2 separate regions of the Homo sapiens genome follow, and region 2 is linked to region 1. Evidence: chromatin loops called from intact Hi-C (ENCODE). Cell type or tissue: CD4-positive, alpha-beta T cell. All regions are shown on one strand. Each heading gives the region's core, and the rest is flanking DNA. Links, peaks and the distances in the headings are about the cores only.

What was found. Hi-C counts contacts between places; a loop is a spot of excess contacts. Peaks named below come from ENCODE experiments on the same cell type or tissue, not always from the same donor. Only the 100,000 strongest peaks of a DNase experiment are listed, where the experiment ranks them.
Region 2: a loop joins it to region 1, with 4 times the contacts of the local background. A loop is called at or near these places in 2 of 110 quality-filtered maps.

Annotation. Positions count from the first base shown.
Region 1 is chr18:75,083,400-75,094,509 of GRCh38, reverse strand. No RefSeq gene overlaps it. Among named protein-coding and RNA genes, the nearest start is that of PTGR3, 120 kb to the left of the region's middle. In CD4-positive, alpha-beta T cell, for the core only: no CTCF peak of the experiment used is centred there; no DNase peak of the experiment used is centred there.
Region 2 is chr18:75,132,800-75,143,909 of GRCh38, reverse strand. LOC124904325 (a long non-coding RNA gene) reads left to right here and starts at 4,230. Exons shown (of 2, transcript XR_007066416.1): 1 at 4,230-5,674; 2 at 6,125-6,901. In CD4-positive, alpha-beta T cell, for the core only: no CTCF peak of the experiment used is centred there; no DNase peak of the experiment used is centred there.

The DNA.
Region 1 (11,110 bases), core at 2,052-10,051:
TAGCAGAATATACACTCTTCCCAAGGGCATATAGAATGTTCTCCAGAATAGGCCATATGTTAGGCCATAAAAGAAGACTCAATAAATTTAAATAATTGAAATCATACGAGTATGCTTTCCAAACACAATGAAACGAAATTGAAAATAGATAACAGAAGGAAATTTGGAAAATTCACAAATATGTGGAAATTAAAGAATATACTCCCAAGTAACCAGTAAATCAAAGAAGAAATTACAAATGAAATTAGAAAATACTTTTAGATTAATGAAAATGAAAACACAAAATTGTCAGGCCTCTGAGCCCAAGCTAAGCATCATATCCCCTGTGACCTGCATGTACACATCCAGATGGCCGGTTCCTGCCTTAACTGATGACATTCCACCACAAAAGAAATGAAAATTGCCTGTTCCTGCCTTAACTGATGACAATATCTTGTGAAATTCCTTCTCCTGGCTCATCCTGGCTCAAAAGCTCCCCTACTGAGCACCTTGTGACCCCCACTCCTGCCCGCCAGAGAACAACCCCCCTTTGACTGTAATTTTCCTTTACCTACCCAAATCTTATAAAACGGCCCCACCCCGATCTCCCTTCGCTGACTCTCTTTTTGGACTCAGCCCGCCTGCACCCAAGTGAAATAAACAGCCTTGTTGCTCACACAAAGCCTGTTTGGTGGTCTCTTCACATGGACGTGCATGAAAAAAATACCAAAACTTATGAGATGTGGCAAAGCAGTGATCAGAGCAAAATTTGTAGCCATAAATGCTTGTATTATAGAAAGAAGTGAGCTCTCAAATCAATAACATACTATTCCATTCTAAGAAACTAGAAAAGGAGAAACTAAACTTCAAGTAAGGAGAATAAAGGAACTAATAAAAGTTATAGCAGAAATAAATGAAACAAAAAATAGAAAAACAATAGACAAAATCAGTGATACCAATTTGTCAGCCTTTGAAAGGGTCTTTGAAAAGACCTACAAAACTGACAAATTTTAGCTAGACTGGTCAAAAAAAGAGAGAGAAAACTCAAATTACTAAAATGAGGAATGAAAGCAAGAACATTACAACAAACCATATAGAAAAGTATTATAAGTGAATACAATGAACAACTGTATGCCAAAAATGTAGACAACAAAGACACGTTGAGCAAATTTCTAGAAAGACATAAACTACTAAAAGAAGTAGAAGAAATAGGGCTGGGCGCAATGGCTCACACCTGTAATCCCAGCACTTTGGGAGGCCAAGGCAGGTGGATTACCTGAGGTCAAGAGTTCGAGACCAGCCTGGCCAACGTAGTGAAACCCTGTCTCTATTAAAAATACAAAAATTAGCCAGGTGTGGTGGCACGTTTCAAAAAAAAAAAACTCTGTTTCAAAAAAAAAAAAAAAAAAAAAAAAAAAAAACAGACGTAATAGAAGATTTAAATAGACCTGTAAGAAGTAAAGAGATTGAGTTGGTAATTTTAAAACTTTCCACCAAGAAAATCCCAGGTCCATATTGGCTTCACTGGTAATTTCTACCAAAAATTTAAAGATTCAGTACCAATCCTTTATGCAATCTTCCAGAAAGCAAAAAGGAGAGAACACTTTCCAACTCATTCTTGGAGGTCAATATTTCCCTGATATCAAAGCCAGACAGACACATCATGAGAAAACTACTGACTAATGTCTCTTATGATTATAAATTTTAAAAATCCTCAATAAAACACTAGCAAACTGAATTATGCCACATATAAAAAGAATTATACACCATGATCACATATGCAAGGTTGGTTTTACACCCAAAAATCAATGAGACGCCATACCACTACAGTAAAGAAGAAAACCACACGATCATCATAATAGATGCAGCAGAAGCATTTGACAAAACCAAACACCCTTTCATGATTAAAAAAAAACAACAACAACCTAAAAAAGAACTACAAAAAACATCTCAACAAATTAGGAATAGTTGTGTACAACCTCAACCTGTAGAAGGGCATCTATCGAAAACTCACAGCTAACATCATATGTAATGGGAAAAGACTGAATTATTTACTCTTAATATAAGAAATGAGACAAAGATGTTCACTCTTAGAATTTCTGGCCAATATTTTACTACTGTATGTCCTAGTGGGGCAATGAGGCAAGAAAAAATAATAAGAGACATTTGGATTGGAAAGAAGTAAAATTATTTTGTTTTACAGATGACATGATCTGACATGTAAAAAATCCTCAGGAGTTCACAGAACTTTTTTATTGCTAATAAATTATTTAGCAAGGATGATAAGATAGATTAATATACAAAAATCAACTGTGTTTGTAAAAACAATCTGAAAAGAAGAAAACAATTACATTTATAATAACATTAAAAAATAAAATACCAGGAATAAATTTAACAAAATAAATGCAAGACTTGTACAAAAAAGCTACAAAACATTAGTGAAAGAAATGAAAGAAAATCTAAATAAATGGAATGACATCCCATACTCATGGATTGAAAAACTCAAAATTGTTAACATGGCAATATCCCTCCCTCCCCTGCTGCAATTTTTGCAGAAATGACAAACTGGTCCTAAAGTTTATCTAGGGATGCAAAGGACTAAGAATAGACAAAACAATCTTGAAAAAGAACAAAGTTGAAGAGCCCCAATTTCAAAACTTAATATAAAGTTACAGTCATCATGACATGATGCTACTGGTATATAGACATAGAGATCAATGGGATATAATCAAGAAACCAGAAATAAACTCTTATGTTAGTAGTCAGTTGATTTTTGACATGGGTGTCAAAACAACTGTTGAAAAGAATAGCCTTTTCAGGCTGAGTTCAGTGGCTCACACCTGTAATCACAGCACCTTGGGAGGCTGAGGTGGGAGGATCACTTGAGCCCAGGAGTTTGAGACCAGCCTGGGCAACATAGCAAGTCTCCATCTCTACAAAAATTAAAATAAAAACTTAGCCAGGCATGGTGGCTCATACTTGTAGTCCCAGCTACTCAGCAAGCTAAGGTGGGAGAATCCTGTGAGCCAGGAATTTGAGGCTGCAGTGAGCTATAATCATGCCATTGCACTCCAGCCTGGGTGACAGAGTGAGACCCTAAAAAAAAAAAGGTTGTTTTTCAACAAATGGTGCTGGTGCTGGGACAGTCAGATGCACATGAGCTATCCATGTGCAAATAATGAAGTTGGATCCCCACTTCGTACCATACACAAAAATTAACTCAAAATGATCCTAATCCTAAATGTATAAACTAAGATGATGAAGTTCTGAGAAGAAAATAGGAGATTACTGGTTGCCTAGAACTGAGGAGTGACTGCTCTAGGTATAGAATTTCTCTTGAGGATGATTAAAATTAGATCCTAGTGATGGTTGCACAAATCTGTGAATATTCTAAAAATCAGAATTGTGTGCTTTAAATGTGTGAATTTCATGTTATTGTGAATTATACCTCAATAATGCTATTTTTAAAAAAGTAAAAAAGGGATAGCCAAGTGTCCAATAAACATACGAAAAACTGCACAGCTACATTTATCATTGGATAAACGCAAGTTAAAACCCCATTGCAATTTTACTACACCTCCACCAGAGTGGCTACAATGAAAAAGACACAATACCAAGTTTTGGCAAAAATACTGACCTGTGAGAATTGTCTTCCTTTGATATTCAGAATTATTAAAGAGCAGTGATTACAATTTCAGTGGTTTTGGTAATGGCAGAATGAACACTGGGACTGTGCGCCTGATGCATGAACAATGAACGGCTGCGGGATAGAGGCGCTGATAGCAAAGCCCGGGAAGAAAGAAGCCAGGCCAACAGCTGACAGCGCCCGGGATGGCCACGCTTTCAAATGGAGTTCTCTCTTGAAAGAAAATGGAATCCCACCCACCGAAGGGTCCAGGCTGGAGTGTGTTACAGCAGAACCGGCCAGGCCGGCGCTGCAGGAAACGCAGCGATGCCCCAAATCCTTGCTTCCGAAAGCAGCACCTGGGAGCCGAAGGCACAGCGCTGCCCAGGCACAGAGCCCAGCGGCCTTGCCCTGCGTCCGCATTCGCACAGGGCCTCTGCGTGCTTCCGGGAACATCGCAGTTTGAGAAGCTCTGTTTTAAAGAATGCTGCTCCTTTTACGGTCACTGTGGTTCCCACTGGGAATTCCTCCTGTCCTACCTACAATGCCGCAACCCTCCCAGGCTCACCGGCAGCCCCCACGCCAGCCTCTGAGGCCCTCCCCACGCAATTCCTACTTTGGAGCTCCTGGGGCCTGTCACGTCAACACTCCTCCAGCCTTCCAGGCCAACAGCCTCCAAGCTGGGCACGCCCGGGGCCTTCCGTTTGTCCCACTGCAAAGCCTTCCCTCTCCTCTGCCGTGAGTCTCCGCTGGAACACACGCGAGGGCGGCCGGCAACCTGGCAAACTCTGATCCAGGCGCCTTTGCTTTCTCGTTGTGTTGGTCTTCATTCATTTCCGCAATCCACATTACGTGTTTCCTCCCCTCCCACCACCTCTGACTGTGCTCTCCCTGTTTCTTTCTCCAGCCGAGGCTGAGGACGGAGCCCGGGGCCTCTGTGCCTCTGCGTGCCCCGCCTGTGGCAGGAGGGAGAGGGCGTCCCAGGGCCGTCACGGCCACCTGGGGCCTGTGTCCGGACCGCCGCCACCAGCTCGTGCCTCAGATGGCTTTCAGCTGTGCCGGGGCCCCTTCTCTTTCATACTTAGGAAGGGCCGGGAGGTGCCCAGTGTCCTCTAGGGACTCAGTCAACGCCCCAGCATAAACAGAAACCAAGAAAAACGTACGCACGTCTCAACTAGGTGGCCCCGAAAGACTTTCCTGGCTGGTCTAGTGCCTGTTTACACTTTTGATGGCTGTCGTTTTGTATTTACTAATTGCATCACATGGCTCTAGTCATCATATGTAACTTTTAAACTTTGCAGAACATTTCCCGCTCCAAGGAACTCAACTTGTTTCCTGTTTGTCCTCAAAACTGCCCAGTGACGTTCATAGTGAAGGAAGCAGGGATGGGGAGATCTAAAACCTCATCTCACAGAGGCCAGAGGTTAACTGCGCATGTCCCAAATACTCCAACAGCCCAAAACGCACAGATCTTTACAGAAATTATTTAGAAATCGATTGAAACGGGTTACTTTAAGATTTTCAATTTTATTTCTAAAGAGTGGTAGGTGAAATTCTAGTTGATGGGTTGGCAAGAAGTGATGTACCTGCATTGAATTTTCCAGTGTGTTGGAGACAGAATGAAAACTAGGCCCGTCAGAGGGGCATAGAGCACGGTGGGCTTCCCCACCCGCCCCTGGTCCCACAGACTTCCGCCTGGAAGACAGGTGGGGAAGCCGTGGTGGCCTCGCTCAGCCTCAGGAGCCTGGCGGGCTGAGTGTGTGAGCATTAACCCTGCTTAGTCCTCAAACCAGCTGCCTCCTCCTGCCGCTGTGGACCTGGTTGTGATCCTGTGATAAACAGGCTCCAGGCGGCCTCTCCAGTTCCAGGGCCTGCACTCGGCTCCTGCGTGCACCTGGAAAAGGGCTTCCAGCCTCCGCTCCCATCTCCAGAGATGCACCAGGATGCCCTTGCTTCGTGCACACAGCAGGTGTGGAGAGGGAGGAGCGCGCACCGATCGCAGGGCCCCTATGGACTGAGAGGCTGGAGGGGTCCCTCAGTGGGGGCTGTCACCATGGGCTTCTCACGCTGGAGTCCTCCCAGGCCAGGCCAGCCTCCTTGTCCACACCGCTCAGAGCAACTGGACACCGGGCAGGGCCTCAGCCGTGCCGTGCCCCACGCAGAGGACACTGGCTCTGGGGTATATCAGGCACAGGCCAAGCTGTCCAGGGGTGCTGAGTTCAAACGGTCCCATGGGGTGGAGGCCCTGTGTGGCCTCCATTAGAACAGTCCCAGGAACCCCACCCAGTGAGCAAATGTCTAAGCCACAAATCTCCCTGAGCTCCTGGGGGAAGCCGGGCTCTACCAGCCTCCAAATGGCAAGCTCGTATATCAGAGGTGAGCAGTAATGTGCAAAAGTCTGCTCCAGCAGACACCCTGAACCTGCAGGCAAGCACGGGGAAAGGGGGTGCCAGGGAACCTGGAGAGCTCTCCATAAAGGTGACCCTGGGCCACGAAGGCATATTTTAAAATTATATGCAAAAAAAAAAAAAAAAAAGGAAAGAAAGAAGAGGTTGCTGCTGTGGAAGCTGTGGCTAGCCTCCTCCTTTGGTCCTGGGGACCTGGGTGTGAGCTGGGTGTGGACTGGGTGTGAGCTGGGTGTGGGCTGAGGGTGGGCTGGGTGTGGGTTGGGTGTGGGATGGGGGTGAACTGGGGGTGGGCTGAAGGTGGGCAGGGCGTGCGCTGGGGGTGGGCTGGGCGTGCGCTGGGGGTGCATGCAGGGTCCAGGATGCAGCCTGCGGCTTTGCCACCCTATACACTGTGGGTTGGCCGGGGCTGTATATTCCTTGCACCTGATAGGTAAAGATTTGAACATAAGGTAGCATTTCCTTTATCATCTCCCATAAAAATAACAATTTGCTGGAGCCTTGCAGCCCGGCATGGAAGTGGCGCGTCTTCCTGATAATGCGGGATGACAGATAGGCCGTGCGGACTTTCGCACCCCACAATGTGCAGCATCCTCAGTTGTGAGCAGAGAAGGGAGGACAGGGCCGCGCTCCACCTCCAGTAGCCAAATAACTCAGCCCCGGCTCCGCAGTTACGCTGTGTGAAAACACGGGATTAATTAGACAGTGCTCGAGTGCCGCGTCATTAGAAGCTGCGCGCCCCTGCACCCGGGTGTGTCCTGTGCACACCTGGCCCCGACCATCCGACCTAAGGTCGTCCCCATCCTTCTACCGGTGCAGGCCTTTGTCATGTGTCTGCTCTTCTCACCTGCTCAACCAAAGGCAACACCAACGCAGGACGATCTGTGCACAGAAGTCCTCAGTTTGTGGCCCCAAAGGCAGGGAGGGAGGTGGCGGGAGCGCCACTCCCCGACCAAGAGCGCGGTGTGGGGAAAGGGACACCGTGGCCATGTGGGCCGTGGGCCTGAGACTTCAGTGAGAGAAGTAACCACACTGCTGAGAGAACCTTCCAGAACAGCGAGTACAAAGGCCACGGGCGCCAGCTCGGAGGCTCTGGTATGGTCCCTTGCCCAAGGCTTCATGGCCACACACACTCACTTGAGGCAGCGCGTTTGCTGCTTTGGCAAGGTGGGGTCTGAGGCCCAGCCAGGGGACACGCCCAGGCCCTCAGCTTCCTCCTAAAAACCCACTGTCAGCCTAAGGCGGTGAGGACCCCCACTGCCCAGAGGCGGAGTCTTTCAGCCAGGACATGGCCCTTACCGTAGTCGAAGGGAGAGCCCAGCTCTGCAGGCCTTGGACAGCATGCACTCTGCTCCAGGAAGAAGCTGGGGATAGAACTTTCTGGAAAGACCCAGGCGGTGGGTAATGTCTCAGGAGTTGAGGCAGAACCCAGGGTCAGGAAGCCCACCAGATGGCGGCTTCCTGCTGCCACACACATGCACGCTCTCACACAGTCACACACATGTGCATGCAGATGCTTACATGCATAGTCACATGTACACATGCATACATATTCACACAACACACCTTCACACGAATATGCTCACACATGTGCACACACATGCACCACATGCATGCAGACTCACATGTACATATGCATCATGCCCACACACATGCATATTCACACACATGCCCTCACATGTGAAGTCACACACATGCATGCACACATTCACATGTACACAGATGCACACATGTACATGTGCATTCACATGCACACATTTGCACACATGTTCATGTGTGCATGCCTACACATACACACACAGTCACACGTGTGTGCACACGTTCACATGTACACACATGCACACACAGTCACACGTGTGTGCACACGTTCACATGTACACACATGCACACACATGTACCTATGTGCACATTCGCGTGCACATCTATGCACACATGTTCACATGCGCTACACATGGGCATGCACATTCACACAGGCATGCACAGCACATGTGTAAATATGAACACACTCATGCTCACATATGTACATTCACATGCACATGCTCACACATGGATTCAGACATGTACATGTTCATGTGTTCATGAATGCTCACGTGTGTAAGCACACAGTACACTCATGCATGCACACTGACACATATGCACACTCGTGTGCACTCACACATGCATTCATTCACATATACAGCCACACACATCACATTCACACATGCTCACTCTCATATGTACACTTACACATGAGTGCACACTCACATGTGTGCACTCATGCTCATGTGTGCCCTCAGACTCACGTGTGCACACACACTTTCACAAGTGTACACACACAAGTGCACACACACATGCACGCTCTCACATGCACTTCTTCACAGGCTGAAGAGGTTGGAGTTGTCCTGATAGCCTCTCCCTCCTCTTACACCTATGTTGGGGCATCAGCATTCCTTCCGTCCTTCCACTTAGTAGGACTGCCATGTGCAATTTCAAGTCCACCTGCTGCTGAAATCTGCTGGGAGCAGGTTTCATTCAGGGGAGGAGGTTGTGACCCTAAGACCACCCCCTGATCTAATATTCCATGGGAGATGCAGAGCCAGAATCTAAATCCACATCCTGGGGAGCTAGGAGCCAACAAGGCGGCCGCTGGCGATGGAGGAGAGTTCAGGCTCCACGTGAAGTCCATTCACATCCAGTCTTGATGTTCTCTTGGTTGGGAGACCCATTCACCCCCAGTGCCAAAAACAAAACAACAAAAACAACAATAAAGATTTTAGAAACCAAAAAGTTTTCGAAAACTTGCTAAGCTGGAAGCTGAACCCCGTTTTACTCCATGCGGGTAGTGGCTGCCATCATGAGACACTCAGTGGTTCTGGAAAGTGTCTGGACAGCCTAGCACACCGGGCTTGCTGCTGTGATTCCTGACACACTGAGAAAACAGCAGACTATATGTGGGGTCTCCCACACTCAGAGCTGGGATCTTAGTTGTGTTTGCACATATCCTAGAAGGCACCCCTGCCTCCGGCCCCAACCTCCATGGCCAGGCAGTGAGCGTGCAAATCTTAACCTTCCAAATAACAGACTCAAGAATGCTTTTCATCCAGCCTCATCAGGAGCTGCTGAGAATGGTCCCTGAGAAGTGAAACTTAGATGGGGGTGGGTAGGCAGAGTGGAGGGCCTGCGAAGGAGAAAGGGACCAGAGAGAGAAAAAATCCAGTGATGAGAAAATAAAGTAATTTAAGCTGAATTACACTTAAAATGACCTTTGCAATAGGTAATAGGCAATCCAAGACAGGAAGAAAGAGCTGAAATTCAACAGACTGAAGTCTGCCTTATGGCTTGAAAAATGGGAAATCCGAGGGCAGGAAAAGAGAGCAGGGAAAGCACAAGAAGTAAAATGAAGGCTGGCGAGGGAGAAGTCATTTTGTGGAAGGTTAGGATCATTAGCAAACGGAGAAATGATTAGCAGGAAAGTTCTCAAAATTAAAGAGACTTTTTAAAGAAGAAGAAAGAAGCTTTGTGGAACTTGACAATCATAAAAATGACATGGTGCAGACAGTGTCTAAAACGTCTGAAATGAACACCTGTACAGGCATCGTGTGATCATCGGGCCTCACAGGAGAGAAGCCCAGGTTTTTGGCAAACTGGATCTTGTTCTGGGTGAGTAGCATTGATCTACTTTGGATAAAACGCTCAAGGAAATGCGAATCTCTTCAGCAAAGACTGCTTTTCTGGAAAAGAATTTATTTCCGTCTTCTTTCTGCTCGTTTTGTGAGGGACCACTACTACTTTCTCCCCGCAAAGTCCTTTTTGGCAACATCTCATTTTTGCCAGGATTTAATTTCTTTTTTGTTTTGTTTTGTTTTGTTTTTTGAGATAGAGTCTCACTCTGTCACCCAGGCTGGAGTGCGGTGGCGCAATCTCGGCTCACTGCAACCTCCACCTCCCAGGTTCAAGCGATTCTCCTGCCTCAGACTCCCAAATAGCTGGGACTCCAGGCATGCACCGCCATGCCCAGCTAATTTTTGTATTTTTGGTAGAGACGGGGTTTCACCATGACGGCCAGGATGGTCTGGATCTCATGACCTCGTGATCCGCCCACCTCGGCCTCCCAAAGTGCTGGGATTATAGGCGTGAGCCACCGCACCCGGCCTAATTCCTTACTTAGTGGGGTCATGAGTAATTTTATTTTAAAAATTTTGGTAAATTTAGAGAAAAGCTAAAAAACACAACTCTGAACTCCAATTCATAAATGGAAAAGTGCATGTTTGTTCTGTGGGATTCATGTGAAGGAATTCATTTATCATGTGGTTAAAACCATAAGATGCTAGAACGGCACAACGCTCACCCTGACAGCAGGGAGGGAGAGCTTCCTAACACGGCTCTGAGTTAAAACGGTGACACCTTCCTGATCTGGGCTCACCAGGTTTCCAATGAAACGAAATGGGCTGAAGTTTCGAGCTCACTGATTTTCCATGTCAGACACTGTGGTTGATATGGAGCCGCACAACTGCTCTGGCAGAGCCTCTTGGATCCACTCCTGGGTTTGCTAGCTCCTTCCAGTCAGGCTGTAGGGATGCTCAGCCTTGAGGCCAGTGTGGTGCGGCAGCAAGGAGCCTGCTCTCCAGGAGCTCAGGGTCGGGTGGTGGAGACACAGTCGACAAATGACAAAGTTGCTTCCTGACACTGATAAATGAGGAGCACTATTTTAAATTTGATGTCAGGAAAGTCCTCTCAGAAAGAGGGAGGTCGGGGCTGAGACTTGAATGATGAGAAGGGATTGGCCTTGACTAAAGAAACTTCTAGAACAGCAAGTACAAAGGCCTCAAGTAACCAGGGAGTAGCAACACTCTGCAGGTTTGGTGTGTTTGGGACTGAGACATAACAATTAAAGCCAGGAGGCAGGTGTGGACCTTGAGATGGTGAGTGGTTTAAAATATGCTCATCATTTGTTTGACATTCCCTTCAGAAGGTGGAGGCAGCCACCCCTTGAGTGGACTTAGTGAATCATTTCTAGCAAATGGAATAGGCTGAAGTGACAATGTATGACTTCTGAGGCCAGGTCTTAAAAGACACTGTAGCTTCAGCCTGTGTCTTGGATCACTTTCTCAAGGAAAAGAGG
Region 2 (11,110 bases), core at 2,093-10,092, 49 kb before region 1:
GGAAGCAGAGTGTGGGGAGGGCTCCTTCCTGTTGTAATGTTATGTCAATATTACATTCATTCAATCTGTTTACACCAAAAAGTTTATACTAGAAAGTGTGTAATGGAGAAGGCTTAATATATTCCCTCCACTTTATGTACTGAAGATCAATAACTTCTGATGATAGAATGCAAGCCCTAGAATATTCAGGGATGTAGGTGTTGACATAACCCTCAAATCTAGCCATGTCATTGGCTGTTAGCCCTGCTATGTTCCAGAATGGCTGAGGCTGAGAGTTAAACCCCCAACAGCCAGCTCAGCTAGCTGTGGCTTCTCTCCAGGTTCCAGCAGCACCATTCCTACCTACCTGATGCTGATACCCAGAAAGCTTCCATGATTCTCCCACAATGCATCTGTGCTCATCACAGTTCAGGCTCTGCCCATGAGAAAGTCCCCTTCAGACACTTGTTGGATCCCAATTTCTTGGTCATTGCCAGGACCAGAGAGTAAACCGTTGGCCTGCTTTAAAAAAAACAAAAAAAGTACATAAAAAACTTACCCAAAGTGCAAGTCATTCCACATAGGAAGTAGAGGAATTGATCCAACCCATTTTCTATGTTCTTCCTTCCTCCCCAGGAGGCTTCAGGTAGCTCATCTACCTGACACTGGCCCTCCATAAAGGGGGCAAGTAAGAGAAGGAGCTTTGGACAATGCAACTGAGATTGTATTTTTAAACCCCATATCGATGAACAAAATGTGCTTGTTTCCCTAATAAACATAAGGCTTTGGAAAAAAATGTTTTAAAAAGGGAAAGAAAGAAAAAAAAATTAAAGCTGTGCTACTGATTCAGCCAAAATGGCTAGGAGAAGCAACAGCCATCTCCCTGCAGGAGCAACTGCACCCGTGGGGCCCACACTGAGAAGGGAGGCAGCGTTCCACAGCCAGAAGGAACAGAAGAGGAGCTCGCAAAATCATCTGTTGGGGAGGAGGTGTTTTTATTAAAATTGCAATTGTTGTGGTACTAATCAGTGGTAATTATCATTGCACTCACCCAAACCCAGCCCGACGCCGCCGAGGGGGGCTGCTGCCTTTTTCGGAAGGGTTGTGTTTCAGAAAGGAGATTAGCATCAACACTCCAACAGGTAACCCGTCCACAGGCCTCCCTGAAAAGGGAGCTGAATTACTTGCATCAATATTTGAAAAACAAGCGAGGCATATCTCAGACTCAGGAGATATGCTGGAAACTAGAAAAAATAGATTTTTTTTCATATTTACTGCCAGATATTGCTGTGTTACACGGCTATATGCAGATAGAGGACACGGTGAGGCTTATCATGCCAGTGATAGATCCCGCGCTGTCTTTAAAGGAATCAATCATTAATTTAAATCGTTTATAGCGTGGCTGTTAGCTTGTTAACCCATTTTCTTCTGTGTGGGAAGAAATTGAGTGACTGCGGGTATATGAGCCTTGGAATGAAAGCGATTTTTTTTTAACGGGTCGTTGCTGATGGGTCTCCTAAGTCCTGCTTCTTACTTTGTCATTTTAAAGAAAGATTTTATTTTGAAAATTAATATCACGGAAGCAATCAGTGTGTGGAAAGTTCACATGGTGAACTTCTAGAAATGTGAGAGGTAAAAATTCGAACATCTCCCAACCCTCTCCAAGCCCAGTCTGCGGGAAGAGTCACCCGGGTGGGCTGTCACCTCCACCTGTGAACTCGCCGCTTTTGCTTCTTTCCTTCTTGTCCCTAAGGAAGTGTAGGCGTCAGGGGAGACTTGGTTGAGTGGTTTTCTCTTTGTGCCCCAGCTCTACTTCCTTGGACTGAGACCTACATCCTTCCAGCTACCTATCATGCATTTGAAGACCAAGTCATATGTTCCAGTGACTCTGCATGCGTGGCAGGCTCTGCTGGGAGCCACGGGGGCATGCAGAGGCAAGGCCGGTGTTCCCGGGGCCTGTGATCCAAGGGAAGAGGTGAGACACAAGCCCTGCAGGAACCTGCATGTGCCGCCTTTGCTGTCAGCGCTGCCGCAGCTGTGTCCCGCGATGGCAGCCAGGAGAGCCTGCAGCAGGAAGGCTGGTGCCGGTGAGGAGGTCCGGGAGGGCCAGCATGGAGCGGAGGACTGAAGCGGGTCTTGGAGGATCTTAGAGGATGAGGAAGCTCCAGGAGGGAGGCTCACAGCAGTGCCTAGGTGCAAGGCAGGTGGCCTGGAGCACTGAGGAAGGACCACTGACCACTGGCTGAAATGAACATTGTGGGCGGGGAAGGGGTTTGACCTACGACTTCCGGGGAGTCTCAATTTCAGATGTCTTTTCCCACTGTCAAGCAACTTGTCAGACTGAGCCTTCTGGTAGCAACTGGGAAGATAGTGCCAGCTCTTTAGGGGAATGTGAGGCTTTTGGAAAGTGAGTTTAGTCCCTAATACTCCAATAAGGAGATTGGAATTCATCCCGTGGGCCGTAGGAATCCATCCAGCGTTCTAGTCCAGAGAACTGTCTGAGATGGCTACACTACTGTGACCAATGACCACAAATGTAGTGGCTTAAAGCAGCACAGATTTCTTCTCCTACCCTTCTGGGGGTCAGAAGTCTAGAATGGGTTTGCGGGGCTATGTTCCTTCTCCCAGTGAGAACACATCCCCTTGCCTCTTCCAGCTTCTAGATGCCACCTGCATCCCCTGGTCCATGGCTCCTTCCTCCATATTCAAAGCCATGGCGCAGCACCTCCAATCTCTCTCTCTGCCTCCATGGTCACTTCTCCTTCTTGCTTAGATCTCCTGCCTCCTTCGTATAAGGATCCCTGTGATTACATCCAGTCCACCAAGACCACCTCTCCATTTCAAGGTCCTTCATCCCAACTGCAAAGTCCTTTTTGCTGTGTAAGGAACAGATTCACAGACTCTGGGGACTAAGATGTGGACATCTTTGGGGGAACGTTATTCTGTCCATCACAAAAATGGCCCAGTAAATAATAACAACAGTAATAATGCTAAGTGGAGTGCATTGAGCACTATTTAGTGCCAGGTACTTCTTCTGTATTTTGTCTAACCACTACCATGTGGTAGATAATACTCCCACTTTACAGAAAGACAAACCAAGATTCAGAGCTGAAATGACTTGCTCCCTGTCCTCCTAACTTATAAAAACCTGTCTTGGCACCAAAGTGTCTGACTCCAAACCAAAGATTTCTACCAAAGCAGCATCGGAGGACGTAGATGTGATATTTTGTGCTTGGTTGTGGTAATAGCTTAGTTTCCATAGGTGTCTGTGACTTAAGTAGCCTGGAAAATGTCTTTACTGAGCACGTTATTCACCAAGCTTGCACCCAATGCCTGTTATGGACTGGGCTCCAGCCAAGTCCTGATCCTGAGGGTCTCAGCCCAGTGCAGGTGGCAGAGACCCTCTGAGCCTCCCACGAGTGCAATAACAGGCCATGAACGAGGCACCACTGGGCCCAAAGGAGACAGCTTTTCCCTCTGTCTGGAAAGGTTAGAGAAGATTTCCCAGAGGGGAAGACATTTGAGCGGAGACTTGAAGGTGAAGAATGAGGAGGATTTTATCATGTGCAGGAGGCTTGCGGCTGGGAGGGGAGGACAAATCAAGCAGAGGACATTGCCAGTGCAAGAATGTGTGTGTGTGTGTGTGTGTGTGTGTGTGTGAGAGAGAGAGAGAGAGAGAGGGAGAAACAGAGACAGAGTGAGGCACAGGGACAGAGAGATACAGAAATACAGACAGAGAGTCAGAGACAGAGACAGGCAGAGACAGAGAGATACAGAAATACAGAGAGAGAATCAGAGACAGAGAGAGGCACAGAGACAGAGATACAGAAATAGAGATAGACAGAGACAGCGAGATACAGAAATAGAGAGAGACAGATACAGAGACAGAGAGACAGAGAGAGGTACTGAGACAGAGAGATACAGAAATAGAAAAAGAGACAGAGTTAGAGACAGACAGAGAGAAAGACACATAGACAGAGAGAGACAGAGGCATCAAAGAGAAAAGACAGAAGGGAAACCATGTATGCAGACGCAGAAGAAAGTGAGAGACAGAGAGGGGGACAAGGAGCGAGGAATCCAGAAGCTCTGGACTAGGAGGGAGTGAAGGCCTGAGGAAGGTGCGTCCATGCTGCATTGAGAGCACTGAGTGTGGAGCACAGCGTGGGAGGAGGGCCCGGGGAAGGTGGGGGTGACCGCCTGGGGTGCGTCCTGCATGGCTAGGAACCAACTGTGCAAATGTGGGGCAAGTTTCTCAGCTCCTACAGTCCCACTTTCCTATCTAGTAACAGAGTTAGGTCCAATTATTTCTGGGTCTCTCAACATTCCAGATGGGCTGGTTCTAGCTGCTCTCAGAGTTTTCCCGCTGTGTTGGTGTGACCGACCCAGGACAGACATCGCTGCTCTTCCACTCCTGGCCCCTCCAGTGTGTGCTGATGGCTGAGGAAGGGACTCTGGAGATGCCAGCTCCCCAGCCATCAAGCCCAGGAGGCCCCATTCCATGAAGCCCCCAGGGCCGGCAGCAAAGCCCGGGGCTGGCAAGGGGAGCAGGTGTGTTTGCAGACTGGGTGGAGGCCGGCTTCCTACGGGGCTCCTCTCCTCTCCCTCCACTCTCTCTCGTCTTGAAAGACCATCCCACAATCCAACTGCAGGACACACTCGCGCTCAGGAGCTCAACTGAGTTGCTACAAACGTGAAAAACTGGAAACAACCTGAACACCTACCCACAGAGGACGGCTGAGTAAATGATGTGCATCCACATGTGTTACATTTTGGAGTCATTAAAAAACACGTTTATGAAATGTTAATGGCCTGGAAAAATGCTCATCACAAAACGTTAGGGCAAAAAACAGTTTCTACTTTCTGGTTTTCAAACTAGGAATATAAGTTAACCATTCAGAATTAAATTTGAAAAGCAATAAAAAATAAAAATGTGAGGTTGTTTTATAACAATCGTACATGTATGTCTGCATATGTAGACCTGTGTGTGTGTGTGTGTGTGTGTGTGTGTGTGCATGTGAATGAAAGGAAATATACCAAAATGCTAACAGATGTTATTTCCAGGAGGGAGAATTTTGGATAATCGTTATTTTATTTATATTTTTCTGTATTTACACATTTTTATAGTAAGCATGGATTAATTTTTTATTCTGAAAATAGAAAAAAAATACATGAACAAAAACATGGTGATTTGCGCCGCTTCAGATGGGACCATGAGTCCATGCCTTGAGCTCTGTGTTGGGTGCTGATATCTTTGGCTTAAGGCAGCTTCTCGTTGGGTGAGCACAGACATTCTGAGATGCCGGCTTCTGGGTGTTCTGATACCTGGAGATGCCTCTGAGCCAACTGGGGCTCATGCAAATTGTTCCATCTGCCCAAAGTGGCACTGGCATGCCCCGTACCACCACCAGGAGCAGGGCCTCATGGGAGGCATTTAGGTCATGAGGGCTCCACCTTTATGAATGGATTCATGACATTATGAAAGGGCTGGAGGGAGTTTGGTCCTCTTTGTCCTTTCACCCTCCAGAGATGAATGGATTCATGACATTATGAAAGGGCTGGAGTGAGTTTGGTCCTCCTTGCCCTTTCACCCTCCAGAGAAGGCAGCGTTCCAGGTACCATCTTGGAAGCAGAGAGCAGTTCTCACCAGACACTGAACTGCAGCCCTCTGGCCTTGGACTTCCCTGCCTCCAGAATGGTGAGAAATAAGTTTATGTTCTTTATATTAGTTTTTCTTTTTTTACTTTTTTTTTTTTTTGAGATGGAGTCTCACTCTGTTTCCCAGGCTGGAGTGCAGTGGTGCAATCTTGGCTTAGTGTGACCTTCGCCTCCTGGGCTGAAGTGATTCTCCTGTCTCAGCCTCCTGAGTAGCTGGGACTACAGGCCCACGCCACCACACCTGGCTAATTTTTGTATTTGTAGTAGAGATGGGGTTTCACCATGTTGGCCAGGCTGTTCTCAAACTCCTGATCTCAAGTCATCCACCTGCCTCGGCCTCCCAAAGTGCTGGGATTACAGGCGTGAGCCACCACGCCCAGCCAGTCTCTGTTCTTTATAAATTACGAAGTCTGTGATTCTCTGTTGTAGAATTGACTCAGACAGTCAAAGGCATTTGTTTTACAATTCATGTGTCTGCATTCTTTCCCAGGTTCTGAGGCTGAGGATGAAGATGAGGGCCCTGCCCAGAGCTGGGAGAGGTGGAGCTGCACGAAGATGCCACATGGTGAAGCAAAACCTTAACATCCCATCGCCTCATCTTTCAGGGGCTTCTGTTCCGGGAAGTGGCTCCCAAGAAATTACTGGTGGATTGTTGGTGCTCTGAGGGTGAAGAGGTGAAGGAGGAAGATAAAAAGGAGCAGCCGCAGCTTTCCGGTGTAGCCCCCTCTGCTCTGCCCCGTTGCCCAGACACCCGGCGTTGGGCATCAATGGAGCACAAGTACTGTTCTCTAGGCACATCCGTTCTGGGACCATTCTCACATCCTGAGGATAAATTTCTACAACACTCATGCTGTGCTCTCCCTGAAAATTTTGCCTCTGTTTTGAGCCATTATAATGATTCAAGTAGAGACTTCAGAGAAATACCGCCTCTCATGAAAAAGTCTCAGTAAATACACTCCTCAAAATTTTCATTCTTAATATATCAGTAGCTTTTCAGTTCATTATAGTGTTATTAGTCAGTCTTCATAAAAGTGCTATGCATCTTTATTAAAAATGGAAGTTCACATCATTTTATGTTCCCATAAAAATGGGTGGTGGTAGCTTTGATTAATTTCTTCACATACAGTGAACTTTACAGCAAATTGGACAGTGTAATTCAATTCCTATTTCTGCAGATTTTTTTGTTGGTAGAAAATTGATATCATTCATATGTAATCATATTGCCTTTGCAAGAGATATTTAAGAAATAATATCCTGAGGTAATGATCGCATGGCTTAATTATTAATACCGTACTTTCACATGTGGAGCGCACATTCCTTTTATCAAGCTTGACTTCTATCAGAAAATATTTCTTCAGTCCAGATTCAGCTGCGTGTGCCACCGACGTGCACATGAGTGTGTGTGTGTTGGCGCTTTAAAACTGTTTCTTTTCTTCACGGCTTGAGCATCGTTTCTAGGGTAATCATTGGTATGAAGAGGTCTACCAACTTAACTATAAAGTCCAAGCCAGAGGGAAACCTGAAAAATAAGGACCAAAATTCAGACGGTCCCCCACCCACCACCCACTCCCCAGATGCCAAGCAAATCTACTGGGTCTCTTTCAAATGAAACAATTGCAGACCAGAAAAAGTTTATCAGGGTTTGGATGCTGTATTAGGGCTCTCCAGAGAAGCAAACCGTGTGTGTGTGTGTGTGTGTGTGTGTGTGTGTGTACAGAGAGAGAGAGAGAGAGAGGTTTTTTTTTTAATTATTTTTTTTGAGACAGAGTCTTCCTCTGTTGTCCGGGCTGGAGTGCAATGGTGCATCCTCAGCTCATTGTAACCTCTGCCTCCCAGGTTCAAGCTATTCTCCTGCCTCAGCCTCCTGAGTAGCTGGGATTACAGGTGCGCACCACCATGCCCAGCTAATTTTTGTATTTTTAGTAGAGACAGGTTTCACCATATTGGCCAGGCTGGTCTTGAACTCCTGGCCTCAAGTGATCCACCCACCTCGGCCTCCCAAAGTGCTGGAATTACAGGCATGAGCCACCGCATCCAGCCGAGAGAGTTTAAGGAATTGGCTCACATGACTGATGGGGCTGGCAGGTCTGAAATCTGCAGGACAGGTGAGAGCCGGGGAAGTGCTGATGTCATCGTCTAGAGTCCAAAAGCTCTCTAACTACCTAGAGCAGAATTGCTACAGTGGGTCATGCCTACAATCCCAGCACCTTGGGAGGCTGAAGCAGGAGGATTGCTTGAGGCCAGGAGCTCAAGACTAGCCTGGGCAAGAGAGCAAGACCCTCTCTCTAAAACCTAATGTTAAATGACGAGTTAATGGGTGCAGCACACCAACATGGCACATGTATACATATGTAACTAACCTGCACGTTGTGCACCTGTACCCTAAAACTTAAAGTATAATAATTTAAAAAAAAGGAAAAAAAAAAGAATTCCTTCTCCAGAAACCTTTGCCTTTGCTTGGAAGACCTTCATCTCATGGGTTGGGGCTCACACACATGACAGATGGTCATCTGCTTTACTCGAAGTCCACTGATTAGACGTTCATCACATGGAAAAACACCTACACAACAACATCTGTACTGGGGTTTGGCCATCAGCGCCATGGCCGAGCCGAGTTGACAGGTGAAGTCAACCCTCTCAGGTGTTCTGTGAGTGCTGACTGGGCCATCCTTGTCACGTGCCTGTCTTCTCCAGGAGGGAGGCCCCATGAGTGCTCCCTGACAGCTCCATCCTGTCTACCTGGCACAGGCTTGTCCTTTCAGGAATACGGGGTCCTCGGCACTCCTCTCAGGCCGCTCTCCACCCTGACTCCTGAGGGGTTCCAGCTGCTTCTGCTCCTGAGATGCCTTTCCAGGTTCGCCATCCGTCCTTCCCTGAGGACGTCCCTGCCTTGTGGCTGTGCACATCCCGCTGGGTTGGTGCAATTCGGGCCTGCTGGTATGCACTTGGCAGTGAATAGGAACCCTGGTTCTGGCAGACACATGCATCCAGAGCCTACCTGGGGCTCATCTCGAGCCTGCGATGAGAGAAGGAACTGGGCCTTCTCCTGGGAAGCAGCCTCTGTGGCACAGTACTGGTCCCTCTGAGTGTGTCTGGTGGTCCTGGGCCACTCTGTGGCTGCTGTGGGGGCCAGGAGCCTCGCAGGGCTTGGCACCTACGAGCTGGATTCCAACCGAAAGGCAGCTGGGCTGTGGACACATCCATGTGACTGCCGCTCACAGAGTCAAGAATGCATTGCGGTACTTGGAAAATTCATGAATAAAAGACAGCTTTGGGGAAAAGATAGATTGATGAACTACACCGCTGGGAAGCCCACCTTCTGACCCCTCTTCTTCCGACAGTGTTATGGGATTTGAGGCTCCTATGCCAGGTTGTGGCTGAACGCCCGGCTCAGGAAGAAAGGGAATGAAACGTTGCCTGAGGAAAAGGGGATGGAGCCCAACACGCGGGTCCTTGTTCCATCGCGCACTCTTCACTGAGGAAGAAAACTGATATGTGCAAGGGCCAAGACAATGGTGTGTGGCACACTCACCTGTGTGTGCACGTGTGCTCATACACACATGCATGGACACACCCACAGACACAAAGACACACGTGAACACAGACACACAGAGACAGACACACATGAACACACAAAGACATACATGGATACACACAGACACACAGAGACATATGGACACACACAGAGGCACCCATACACATGGACACACCTGCAGACGCACACATGGATACACACATGAACACACACAGGAACATACAGACATATACCCACAGAGACACGCCCATGGGCACCCACACACACCCACACACAATTCACACTCACACACAATACACATCTACATACCAACTCACACAATACACACACACACAGACATACACAGGTACAGCCACCTACCACCTACACACATTTTCAGTCACACGCTCACACACTGATTCACATGCACACGCCGCACGCTGTTTGCTGGGTGCACAGTGGGTGCCCACCTCCCGCAGCTTTCTCCGCAGGAGGCCCTGGGCAGCATCCTCTGGCTGTCGGAAGAGCACCCCGTGCAGAGCCCCTGCCTGGGGAGATACAGCCCTGCAGGGCGCTGTGTGCCCTGATGCGGTGCCAGGAAGTGCCCTTCCTCTGGGTCTTGGGAGAGCTCCCCAGGCGGCAGTGCGCTCCCTGCCCTGCTCCCAGCACACATGCTGCTCCCTTCACGGGTGAGACGACTGTTCCAGAGCACGTGTGGAGTCCAAGCCAAGTGAAGCCCCTCTGTGCTGGCACTGTCTGGCCTCTGACCCCGGCTGGCACAGGTAAGGGCAGTAACCCCATACCTGTGCCCCCCCAGCGTGCCCCTGACCCTGGGAGCAGAGCCGGTAGTGGCCAGATGATGGCTTCGGTGTGGTGATGGCCGTGGTTTCCACCTGGAGCCTTCACAGGATGGCTGGCATCCCTCCCGCACAGCCCCGGCCCTGGCCCCCGGGATGCCACCTTCCCCCGGGGCCCCTGTGCTGGCTGCATCCTGGATGATGCTGAGCTCCCACGCTCTGCAGAGGCCCGAGAGAACCACCCGCCCCAGACATTCTCCTTTAATTAAAGCAACACACCAAATAAAGGTTCTGTTGAGCAGCGACCCCCCTTCCCGTCTTGGAGCTCCTGCCATGCAGTCTTCTGACAGTATTTAGGTCTATGGTTGGAGCCCCAAATGGAGAGAAAGAAAGATGACCCGCTTTTCTTAAATCACAATCTAAACTTGTTTGCAAGGAGCTGAGCTACAGGCAGTGTAACCTGGGGCTTCTCAAGACAGGTGCTTTGTCCTTGAGCTTCTAGACAATTGAGCAAGAGCTTTCTGGAACTTCCCCAAGGAGAGGGAACCAGGCAAAGGAAGAAGTATTTGAAATCAACAGGTAAGGCCACAGTGTGTGGGCTCTGCGCCAGAGGGGAGGATGTTTCCGGCTGTGAGAGCTCAGCCGCGTGCAGACAAGGAGCAGAGAGGACTTGGGCATGACAATGCCATCTCTCCAGCTCATCGGGGAGAAGTCCAGAAGGAGATGGGCTTCTGGGACTAAAGGGGCATGAAAGGCACGTTGCAGGAAAGAGGCGCACCTGTGGGACCTAACAGTCCCAGAGAGTGCCCATCCCACGGGGACCCACAGGGCTGTGGTGTCCTTCAGTGGGCGTCAGCCTCCTGCAGACTCCATGGATGGGCACTGCCATGCCCACTCACAGGTGAAGACGCTGACCCTCAGAGAGACTGAGTGACCTCACATGTGGGACCGAGGATCAGTGACCATGCTGGGATCTACCACTGAGCCGCGGGGATCTTTTGGGGAAAATGAACTCTTCTAGGGACAATAAAACATGAACAAAATTGCATGTCTCCGTATAGTTTGGATGGATCAAAAGATGTGTGGAATATGAGCATGTGTACTTGCTCTCTGTTTGAAACACACGACCACCCCTTCCACGACATCAGCATGAAGAAAGAGTGAC